Regions from separate parts of the Homo sapiens genome. Here all the other regions are linked to region 2. Evidence: read pairs that join two places in POLR2A ChIA-PET (ENCODE). Cell type or tissue: GM12878. All regions are shown on one strand. Region 1 overlaps ADGRV1 (adhesion G protein-coupled receptor V1). Region 2 has its middle 42 kb from the start of LUCAT1. Region 3 overlaps ADGRV1 (adhesion G protein-coupled receptor V1).

Region 1 (4,000 bases), 150 kb before region 2:
CCAAGATCAAAGTGCCAGCAGATTTGGTATCTAGTGAGGGCCTGTTTCTCGTAGATGGTGCCTTCTCTGTGTCCTCACATGGCAGAAGAGCAAAGGGAAAAGGGGGCTAACAAGCTCCCTCAGGCCATTTTATATCAGCACTAATCCCATTGATGAGGGTAGAGCCCTCATGACCTAATCACCTCCTAAGGCCCCACCTTTTAATACCACCACAATGGGGATTAGGTTTCAACATGAATTTTGGAGGCAATTGCCAAACCATGGCAATTCCCAACATTACCATCCTTGTTTTATAAATCTCGTTTTCTGAATTGACTTATAATTACTTCTCCATTCCCTGAGCTAAGTATTTATTGTATTAGAGCCAGAAGATGCTTCATTTAAATCAGTTAATTAATTTATCTATTCTGTTGCAGGAACTGTTGTATGTGCTTTGGCTAAATCACAAAATAGACAAAATATCTGTCTGTTAGCAAAACATGCAAAAATGCCTGCCCTTGAGAAATGTATATCCTAGCAGGGAGTGGAGGGTGGGTGAGGTAGAGACAATAGATAGATAATTCAAATAAACATGACTAGATTATGTAGCATGTTAGAAGATGATAAATTCCAAGTCCAGGAGAGCGAAGGGCAGGCCAGTGGGATGCATTTTAAATAGGTGGCCAAGGAGAAGGCCTTGAAACGTTTGAGAAGGCCATTAATGAGCACGGGTAGAAGGAAGCCAGGGAGAGTCTCAGTGTCCGTCTTCAGTTGCTTTTACTTCCTTTCATGATTCACATAGTTATTTTTAAACTTTTTTACTGAGTAGAATTTTTTTGTGTGTATTAATTCTGAGTACCATTATTCATTACAGTGAGTTCCATCACATTACTAGTACCACAAAGATAATATCTTTGAGACTAAACCTTTTGGGCTATTTTTTGTCCTTTATCCTAAAATTTTCTATTGTGTTTATTATCTGGTATATTTGAATTTATCTCTCCAAAATCACCACAAAATAAAATTTTTAAATGTTTGTCTTGTTTTTCTCTCACCATTAAGTGGGGTTAATATTAGGTTCATTAGGTAAGGTTTAATTTTAAATTGTGGCCATCTGATATTGCTACATCAAAAGGAAGTTAAAATTTGCTTGCCTAACATCACTTACCAATGTAGTTGTACTGTGAGCAAAAATAGAACAAAAATAGTTTATCTGGAGATTGAAAATTCCCAGTATTGACTTTAGCATGACTGCAAAAAACTCATAACCCTCTAGTGAAGACCCCTGAAGTTAACATAATGAAGGATAGAAAAAAATGACAGATGGGACAAAAGCAAACTTCCTGGTAAAATGTGGAAGTATTCCTCAAAAAAGGCTGTTCATAATAAACTTGGGTATTTTAGTTACGGGGTCAGAAAGAAAAATTTTAGATTGATTTATTTAGTTCAGAGAAATTACATGAAAATATAAAACTGTAAACTTTTCTATAATGCTCTCTTTTATTTGAGCTTGTATGATTTTTTCTAATTAATTTCTAAAGACATTTTAACTATTGAATACTAAAATGAACTATCACTTCAAAAGTGAGATTTAAGAGTCTCTAGAACTATACTGTTTGTATTTATAAGACAGAGGAGAAGGGATAAGAGAGAGAGCCAAAGACAGTCCCTTGGAGACTTGGGGTTTCAGCAACTGTGCCACGGGGCAGTGCAGACCTCCGAGTGACCAGGTTTTCAGTCCAGGATCTTCAAGACTATCTGCAGTAAAGCCAGCAGAGTGGACAGAGGGGAAGTCACACACTGCCTTTCTTTCGTCTTCCTATTGCATGTATTCTCAACACTCAGGACTTGCCTCCCCTGAATGGATGAGAGTGGAGAAGCACAGAGGTTGACATCCCCTAAACTTGTACGAGAGTCTTTTAAACTCTGCTGCTGACATGGCGTACAAACAGTGGTCTCTAAAAGTGCATTTCATTCACTTTGGGTAGGTCATGCATTATAATATCATTTCCCCCCAAAAGTAGCTATTACTATTACTTCCTTGAAAGGGCCAGGAATATACTTGGAAGATACAGTGAGAGCTACAGTCTGGAGCATCACAGCACAGAGCTGTTGCCTGATCCCTGAAAGTACATTGACAATCCCTAAGGTCCATAGAGAATCCAGGCGACACTAGTCTTGGGCAAATCACAGCATAGAGTTAGACTTGGAATCAGACAGGCCTAAGTTTGAATTCCAGTTAGAGTGCCATCCCTAAATCCCAGTAAATGAAATAACACATAATATGCTTAGCCCAGTGCTTGCCACACAGTAAACACTCAGTAAAGGGTAGCTTTATTATTTTTTTCAAAGGAATAAAGGAGAAGAGTTGCACGGCCTTAAATAATTCTCCAAATTTATTTTGAGTGAATGCATTTTGTGCTAGAGCTTTTCATTGGTAACCAGATCAACAGAGCTTAGAAAGCACTATTTTGAGGTATATCAGATGAAATGAACACATGCAGTGATTATGTTCATATTTGATACAGAGGGATCTTATTTCATTGTCGTCTTCCTTCTACCATGCTATATCCATCTGTAGTTCTGTTTTCCTTTTTAAATGTTTCAAACCTTACCTTTCTTTGGAATCCAGCTTTAAATGGACTACTTCCTTGAAGCTTTCCATGCCCACTCTAGTTTATAGTAACATCTTCTGATGCAACCCCCACCTCATTGCATTCCATATTTTCACTCATTTGGCACCTCATCATACATTGCCTGGGGCAGTTCCCTAACCAGTTCCCTGAAGACCCACTCTCTTGGTTCTTTTGTACTGCCTGTAAAGCTTAATTACAGAGCTGGCACAGAGTTCCCAGTAAATTCTTGTTGAATTAAATCTCTTATTTGAAATTTCCAATGCCTCCACTCCCCTTCCACAAATTCTCTCAATGTAGGGAAATCTCTTTAGATGACTAACCGGTGTTAACACCTCAACCCAAACTGACATTTTCAAATTATTTAGATGCTTCATAATTTTCCAGTGTGTTCTACCAAAACAATGTTTACATGAAAAGAATATAATTATTCAACATTTTTCCTAAGACTATGGTAAAAGCCAGCAGCATTGCCCCACTTAGAGGAGCTAAAATAGCTAAAGGTTACATGCTTTGCCTCAAATAATAGACTTAGTGAAGAGGGTAGAAGTAGAAATGAGGTCAGCCCCCCAGAGCAGTCTGGTGGCCTTGAGCAACCAGGAAGGTAAAGCCGGTACCTCAGTTAAATCACCAAGTTTACTGGAAGTGCATATTTTTCATGTGCCAAATTCAGTAAGTCATGGAGCAAATGTTTATTTTGCTATGCTTTAAAAAGTTGCTTTGCTTCTTGTAAGTTTTCTCAGTGGAAGGGTTCCAAGTTATGACTTAATCTATGTTTGCAGCATTGCACTGGAAACAGGATTTGTCTGTGAAATGGCTCTGTCATTTGTGGACCACTTCTGTAGGGAGATTGTGGATTTAGGAAGGGCAGAAGCAACAGCAGATATGCCTGGTGTTTGAATGGATGTGCCTCTCTCGGAGGCAGCAAGCAGCATACCCATATTATAAAGTTTTTGATTTTCTAACATCTGAAGACAGGCATCCAGCCTTGCAGAACAGCCAGGTGTCTGTTCTATAGACTACAGTTCCTTGTTTCCAGAATTACGGTAACCAAATAATACACAAGGTCACCTGATTGCACTTCCCAACAACCTGAACAAAGAGCACCTTTGCGCTTGCTGGTAGGTGCTGTACCAGACTCTTTGTAATCTGCCTTAGGTCAGAGAAGAACAAGCCATTACCAGTATGGGAGTCCATCCCTAGTCAGGGCTAGTTGCTATTATCCCTTGAATACTCTGCAGGCATCCCACAAGACATTTGAGACTTCATATTTGTCAAATAATAGAAATCTGGCTGGCCTAGTGGCTCATGCCTGTAATCCTAACCCTTTGGGAGGCTGATGTGGGCAGATTGCTTGAGGCCAGGAGTTTGAGACCCACCTGGGCAAC
Region 2 (4,000 bases):
CGTATCCACCATGCAGCCATTGATGCAAGCATGTCAAGAGAGGGAGACTTACAAGAGTAAGCAGTAAGGATTCTGAGAAGCTGATATACCTTGGTCAAATTAAATTTTATCAGGAAGCTTTGAGCAGTGGCAGTATGGTAGCCAATGCAGTTTATCCAATGTGCAATTATTATTAATTGAAAACTGTTCCCAATACTTCACTGTAATGACTTGCGATATAGTCAGTATTGGCAATTTTTTGTTTGTTTGTTTAAGAAATGGTCTGACTCTGTCACCCAGGCTGGAGTGCAGTGGTATAGTCACAGCTCACCACAACCTCAACCTCCCAGGCTCAGGTGATCCTCCCACTTTAGCCTCCCAAGTAGCTGGGACTACAAACACCTAACACCATGCCCGAATAATTTTCATATTTTTTGTAGAGATAGGGTTTACCATGCGGCCCAAGCTGGTCTCGAAATCCTGGGCTCAAGCGATCCTCCCACTTTGGCCTCCCGAAGTGCTAGGATTACAGGTGTGAGCCACTGAGCCCAGACTCCAGCATTAGCAAATTTTGACCATCTCTACAGAGACTGAATAATAAATAAATAAATGCTAAATTTTATCAGGAGAACTCAAAGCACACACAATTAGTGTTAGTCAATATGAAAGCTTTAGGCTAATATTATTTCTTTGCTTGCAGAAAAAAGATCACATTTAGCCTGGCATAACAATGACTCTGTTTCTATTATGCCAATTAGACCCTTGGTAAACTCGCTCTAATGAGGAACCTTGGAGCACTTGTTATTAATCTTAATATCACAATTATCATGAAAACCATTTGGAGACAACATAAAGATTATTGGGGCCAGGTGCAGTAGCTCATGCCTGTAATCCCAGCATTTGAGGAGGCCTAGATGAGGGGATCGCTTGAGCCCAGGAGTTCAAGACCAGCCTGGGCAACATGGTAAGACCCCATCTCTACAAAAGAATAAGTAAATAGGCCAGGTGAAGTGGCTCACACCTGTAATTCCAGCACTTTGGGTAAGGCCAAGGCGGGTGGATCACCTGTGGTCAGGAGTTCGAGACCAGCCCAGCCAACATGGCAAAACCCTGTCTCTACTAAAAATACAAAAATTACCTGGGTGTGGTGGCACGCACCTGAAATCCCAGCTACTCAGGAGGCTGAGGTGGGAGAATCACTTGAACCCAGGAGGCGGAGGTTGCATTGAGCCAAGACTGAGCCACTGCACTCTAGCCTGGGAGACAGAACGAGACTCCATCTTAAATAAATAAATAAATAAATAAATAAATAAATAAATAAATAAAATTAGCTGGGCATGGTGGTGTGTGCCTGTGCTTCCAGCTATTTGGGAGGCTAAGGCAGGAGGATTGCTTGAGCCCAGGAGGTCAAGGCTGTGGTGAGCCATGTTTGTACCACTGCACTTCAGCCTGGGCAACAGAGCAAGACCCTGTCTCAAAAAAAAAAAAAAGGTTTAAAAGATTATTGGTGTCTTCAAGTAGCATAATAATAGAGATTTTCTCATTTTCACCCACTGGCAATTTGGGTAGTTAGAAAGGAAAAATGACTCAGCTTGAAATACAGGGCTAGCTGGATGCAGTGGTGCATGTCTGTAGTCCCAGCTACTAAGGAGGCTGAGGCAGGTGGCTAGCTTGAGTGCAGAAGTTCAAGGCTGTAATGTGCCATAATTGCACCTGTGAATAGCCACTGCACTCCAGCCTGGGCAACACAGTGAGACCCTCCATCTCTAAAATAAATAAATAAGTAAATAAAAATGTAAAAAATATATAGGACAATAATGGTAAAATCCATTGAAACAAACTGAAAAAAGCTTCATTATATTTCAAGAGTGCATATTTTATTTATCATGAATGCAGACTACTATTTCAGGTGTCTTAGTGGGTGAGCAGTATGTGTTCTCTCCATCAGTATCTTTGTTGCTTAGGTTTCTTTGTAAGCAATAGAAATCAACTGAGGCTAGCTCTGGGCCCATTAAAAATAATTTAAAGTAAGTTATAATTAACTAAAAATAACAATATACAAGTTAAACATTGACACCTAAATTTTTTTAATAAAATAACATTTGGAAAGATACTAGGTAGCATTTCAAACAAAAGAAATAACTAAACAATGGGGACTAGGTGGGCGGATCACCTGAGCTCAGGAGTTTGAGACCAGCCTGGCCAACATGGTGAAACCCCATCTCTTCTAAAAATACAAAACTTTACCAGGCATGGTGGTGGGCACCTGTAATCTCAGCTACTTGTGACGCTGAGGCAGGAGAATTGCTTGAACCCTGGAGGCAGAGGTTGTCACTCTACCCTGGGTGACAGAGTAAGACTCTGTCCCAAGAAAAAAAAAAGAAACAAAACAAACAAAAAACCAAGGGGGACTTGTGGAGGATAGCAACTAGGGTTGCTCTGGGATTCTCAGTGGTAAAACAAACAAAATATCTGGTTGGTGTCTCTGATCACTACCACTAAAATGACTCAGCTTCAACCACCTTCTTCATTTTTGAGACTATACTCCATATTCAGATGGCTAGGACAAAAATAGCCCTGTGTTTCAACCTTGGGGGAAGGGACGAGGGGAAGGCAAACACTGTGGCTGAGAGTTCTACACAGAAATGTTGGCCAGGATGACCTGAGGCTTCTCAAAGGAAAGAGGGAGAATTAATGCTGGGCAGACAAAAAGAGATTCCTACTACAAACTGTCAAGGGCTTTTAAAATGACATTACTTGTAAATTTGTTTGAGTTCATTGTAGATTCTGGATATTAGCCCTTTGTCAGATGAGTAGGTTGCAATAATTTTCTCCCATATTGTAGGTTGCCTGTTCACTCTGATGGTAGTTTCTTTTGCTGTGCAGAAGCTCTTTAGTTTAATTAGATCCCATTTGTCAATTTTGGCTTTTGTTGCCATTGCTTTTGGTGTTTTGGACATGAAGTCCTTGCCCACGCCTATGTCCTGAATGGTAATGCCTAGGTTTTCTTCTAGGGTTTTTATGGTTTTAGGTCTAACGTTTAAATCTTTAATCCATCTTGAATTGATTTTTGTATAAGGTGTAAGGAAGGGATCCAGTTTCAGCTTTCTACATATGGCTAGCCAGTTTTCCCAGCACCATTTATTAAATAGGGAATCCTTTCCCCATTGCTTGTTTTTCTCAGGTTTGTCAAAGATCAGATAGTTGTAGGTACGCGGCGTTATTTCTGAGGGCTCTGTTCTGTTCCATTGATCTATATCTCTGTTTTGGTACCAGTACCATGCTGTTTTGGTTACTGTAGCCTTGTAGTATAGTTTGAAGTCAGGTAGTGTGATGCCTCCAGCTTTGTTCTTTTGGCTTAGGATTGACTTGGCGATGCGGGCTCTTTTTTGGTTCCATATGAACTTTAAAGTAGTTTTTTCCAATTCTGTGAAGAAAGTCATTGGTAGCTTGATGGGGATGGCATTGTTAGAATGGCAATCATTAAAAAGTCAGGAAACAACAGGTGCTGGAGAGGATGTGGAGAAATAGGAACACTTTTACACTGTTGGTGGGACTGTAAACTAGTTCAACCATTGTGGAAGTCAGTGTGGCGATTCCTCAGGGATCTAGAACTAGAAATACCATTTGACCCAGCCATCCCATTACTGGGTATATACCCAAATGACTATAAATCATGCTGCTATAAAGACACATGCACACGTATGTTTATTGCGGCATTATTCACAATAGCAAAGACTTGGAACCAACCCAAATGTCCAACAATGATAGACTGGATTAAGAAAATGTGGCACATATACACCATGGAATACTATGCAGCCATAAAAAATGATGAGTTCATGTCCTTTGTAGGGACATGGATGAGACTGGAAACCATCATTCTCAGTAAACTATCGCAAGAACAAAAAACCAAACACCGCATATTCTCACTCATAGGTGGGAATTGAACAATGAGATCACATGGACACAGGAAGGGGAATATCACACTCTGGGGACTGTGGTGGGGTGGGGGGAGGGGGGA
Region 3 (4,000 bases), 210 kb before region 2:
GCTCCACAATTAAGAAGTTTGGCTACAATTAAAAACTTAAGAATATCAGTCAAAAATATTTACTGTCTATTAGATCATCATTTTTTTAATGAGAAGAAATTTAGAAAGTGCATAAGGAGACAGCCTTACATTGTTTAAAGCCAGTTTTAGACTATTTGGACTTTTCTTATACATGCATGAGTATGCTCAGAAATTCAAATTACTCTGCTGTTCCTATTTTATTTCACTGCCCTGAAATCCTGTTGTTGAAACTACAAGACTTGAAAATAACAGGAACATCCTGTTGACAAAAATAAATTCCTTATGATAAAATATTTTTCAACTGAAGCCAATTTTTTTTGGATGGGGAAAGGGCCTTGGTGGGAGAGGGGATTGTGAGTGACAGAATGTTGGTTTGGGTTCATTGCTCTTTCCTCCTAGCTTTGCTCTCTCTCCTTCTAACGGAATTAGTTGTATTATTTTACATGAATTTTTGTATTATGCAAAAATGTTGATGTGTGGTGTCTTTGAAAACTGTTTTATGGAAGGAATACGTGTGTCTGTGCTGCCCAGGTATTACTAGTGAGTATTATACTTAGGAATGAGCATGTTTAGTGTGATGTTCACTAAACACTTGATTTATTCAATAGTCCCCTAACCCCTGGGAATGCATATGCAAAGAATAAAATGTTTCAGACATTTGCTTAACAAGGGATTTTAGATTATTTGCAGAATATGGTCCCTGAAAACATTTTAGGTTATTTTTCCATGGAGTCTGACTTACGCTGAGAAGCCTCATTATAGCACTGACCAGGAGTTTAAACAGTCAGGTGCTGGGCAGGCCTCAGAAGTCCTTGCACTTGGTTTCTTCACCCATCATGCTGGAGGGAGGGTGGCATGACCTCTACTATCCCTTCTAGTGCTCAGATTCAATGAAGGAACTTATTTTTTAAAGAAGGAAGTGCTGTTATCTTTCTAATGGGCAGCTCAGAATGGCAGGGATATTAATAGTGGCCTGCATTCCAATAGTCAACACTGAGATCTTCCAGCAGTCACCCCATCCAGAATGCAGGCTTTGAAAGGCTAGAAACCCTCCCTCTTCCATAAAATCGTTAGGTAATTGACCTTTTTTTTTTTTTGGCATCTTTTGCCCTCTTTTTGGAAGCTTTGTGGGAGTGGGACAGTAGTATGGAAGATAAGAAACCCTAAGTTTAAATCCCTAGAAAAGCCCCTGAACCAATAGTCAATTTACTGCTGCTAACACCACTGGCCAGACTGGTTTGTCAGTCACTGGTGGTGTGATGGTGTCATGTTGGGCTTCCTTATTACGTGCCTCTTTTTGAATGACCCATCATTACCTTGACTTTTCAAATTGGACCAAGTTTCAACACTGATTTTGCAGAAACACACATGAGTCATGAGGAAAAGTAGCAAAGGGAAAGTTTTCCTCCTTCCCCTCATGCGGACGTGCTGTGGACACAGGCAGACAATCATAATTGCATGACTGAGTCACCTTACACACCTGCTGATCGGTAAAGAACTCAAGAGAGAAAGAGCTGATTTCACCTGCCTCTTCCACAAAGTCTCCTGACTACCCCAACTGAGGCACTGTTTTCTTTCACTGAACTCATACTGCACAGCACTTTTCTCTGACACATAAATAAATGTGATGAATGTTCACACTTTCCTCTCTACTATTTGGTATCTTCTCTTTTTTAATGCAAATTAAATCTTGTATACTGTATACATAGGAGGATTTGGGCTTAGCAATAGACGACAGTGATCATGGTTATCTTTTATTGAGTACCTACGGCATGCCAGCCTCTGATCCAAGACCTTTACATGTATTCACTCATTTGGTTCTCACTGCACTCTTGTAAGGTAGATGCCATTGTTTTCCCTATTTTATTTTTTGGAAAACTGAGCTGTGGAGAAGCTACATACTGAGTATGTGGAGAAGCTACATAGTTGCAAAGTCAATAAGAGGTGTACCTGGGATCCTTCCAAATATCTGGCCTCAGAGCCTTCATTATTACCAGTATTTTTTTTGCAAGCAGAATTATTCTAACCCATCAGTAAAAGGCTTCTCCTCACTCTGTCCTTCCCCCTACATTATACCCTCAACAGCAAGATCATTTTCTTTTGAGAAGCTTCTTTACAAAAATCATAAAGGAGCTCTCTTGACATCTGTCTATCTAGCTCATTAGACGTGTCTAGTTTAGGGCAGTTCAAATTGGGACTTTTAAAATGTTGCCTCTACATATGTATGATCTAATTCTTACCACTTCAAAGCTTCAGGGAAAGTGAAATGTGTCATTTCCCCCTCAATATTGGGAATTCCCCATAAAGTGGATAAAATTTTAGCCTGTATTTCCTTTTAGTTTTACTTTCCTCTTCTGAAATTAATTCATGACCTCTATCTCAAGTTTTCTCCAGATTTTTGGCCCATATTTCTTTTTAACATTTATCAAATATCCCTTGCATATTGGCCTTTTACATTTCTTAAGTTTCCAGTTTTAACTGTAACATTGCAGGACACATAAAAATGATAAATAAATACTAATTAATAGTAACATCATAGACTAGCAACAATCCAATATGAGCATATTTAGGGTTTAGATATCTTAGTACATTTTTATGTACTAACCCATTACACAGCAAACACCAACGTCCTTACATATTTATTCAATTAAAAAATTAGGATACCAGGATTGAAATGGGCTCTGCAACAGAGCTGAGTATTGGATTTGAGACATAAGTCATCTACAACTTAAGATAATAACCTTAAAATGATGGACATATAACCTCATCTACTCACACTGTCACTGTTTTCTTGCTGTTTGTTTGTTTGTTGCTGGGGGGCGGGGCAGCAGTTTTGGTTCTTTTGCTTGTTTGTTTGTTTGGTTTTTTGAGACACTCTGTTGCCCAGGCTGGAGTGCAGTGGCATGATTATGGCTCCAGCCATCCTCCCACCTCAGCCTCCCAAGTAGCTGGAACTACAGGCACACTCCACCATGCCTGGCAATTTTATATGTGTGTGTGTATATATATATATATATATATTTTTTTTTTTAATAGAGACGAGGTTTCACCATGTTGTCAAGGCTGGTTTCAAACTCCTAGCCTCAAGAAATCCCCCAACCTCAGCCTCCCGAAGTGCTGAGGTTACAAGCATGAGCCACCACACCAAGCCACTGTTTTCTTAATAATTGAAAGTTACCTTACTATTTCCAGAATTTCATGATTAAAATTTTAATAATAGTGCAAAGAAATGTATAGTGTATTTTAAACAGAGTATGACTAACTTTAACCGATGATTTCTTAATGGTTTTAAGTTATTTAGGATCACCAGTTATTGCAATGTGCTGCAAATGTTAATGTGACTAAAGATGGCAAATATGGGTGTGACTGAATGTTCACCCCTGCAGGGGATGCTCTAGAAGTTTTTTCTTGGAGCATTTGTAACTATCACATAAAGCCACATATGGGGCTAATTTCCAGGTCAGTGTAATGTGGCTACTGTTCTCTAAAATGTGATGAATAATTAAACGTTTAATTATCCTTCTACAAAATGATTTTTGCCCTTTTGAGGAATCAAACCATTGCTGTGAGGATTTTTTTGCCAGTCAGACATCTACAACATGAATAGTGGCCAAGAGTGACACTCATTGGGCATAGACCCATCCAGAATGCAGGCTCTGAAAGGCTAGAAACTCTCCCTTTTCTAGAAAATCATTAGGTAACCAGCCTTTTCTTTCCAGGCACCTTTTGCCCTCTTTTTGGAGCAAGAGGTAAGAACAGGACACCTTGAATACTCTAGGACAACGATATTTTCCAGTACCAAACAATTTTGTTTTATGAGAGAACATAGAGCATTCATACATACAAAAAATAACAAGTCAGCCTGACCTTATTCTGATGAAATGCTGATGGGGCTTGATTCACTGGAACCTACCTGGAATGAAGTTGGCAAGCGGTGTCCAGTGGATTTATTTCAGCAGTTTTATCAAGTTGCTTAGGG

What was found. Peaks named below come from ENCODE experiments on the same cell type or tissue, not always from the same donor. Only the 100,000 strongest peaks of a DNase experiment are listed, where the experiment ranks them.
Region 1: POLR2A ChIA-PET joins it to region 2 with 9 read pairs; 2 of 35 experiments call an interaction of 5 or more read pairs at or near these places.
Region 3: POLR2A ChIA-PET joins it to region 2 with 5 read pairs; 1 of 35 experiments calls an interaction of 5 or more read pairs at or near these places.

Annotation. Positions count from the first base shown.
Region 1 is chr5:91,123,356-91,127,355 of GRCh38, forward strand. All of the region lies in intron 87 of ADGRV1 (adhesion G protein-coupled receptor V1), which reads left to right. Among named protein-coding and RNA genes, the nearest start is that of LUCAT1, 190 kb to the right of the region's middle. In GM12878, no CTCF peak of the experiment used is centred here; no DNase peak of the experiment used is centred here.
Region 2 is chr5:91,270,612-91,274,611 of GRCh38, forward strand. It overlaps the pseudogene RNU4-90P. Among named protein-coding and RNA genes, the nearest start is that of LUCAT1, 42 kb to the right of the region's middle. RefSeq lists an enhancer at 2,344-2,473. In GM12878, no CTCF peak of the experiment used is centred here; DNase peaks (open chromatin) are centred at 1,570 and 2,490; H3K4me3 peaks cover 236 bases.
Region 3 is chr5:91,057,358-91,061,357 of GRCh38, forward strand. The region is part of intron 85 of ADGRV1 (adhesion G protein-coupled receptor V1); the gene reads left to right. Among named protein-coding and RNA genes, the nearest start is that of LUCAT1, 260 kb to the right of the region's middle. In GM12878, no CTCF peak of the experiment used is centred here; a DNase peak (open chromatin) is centred at 2,294.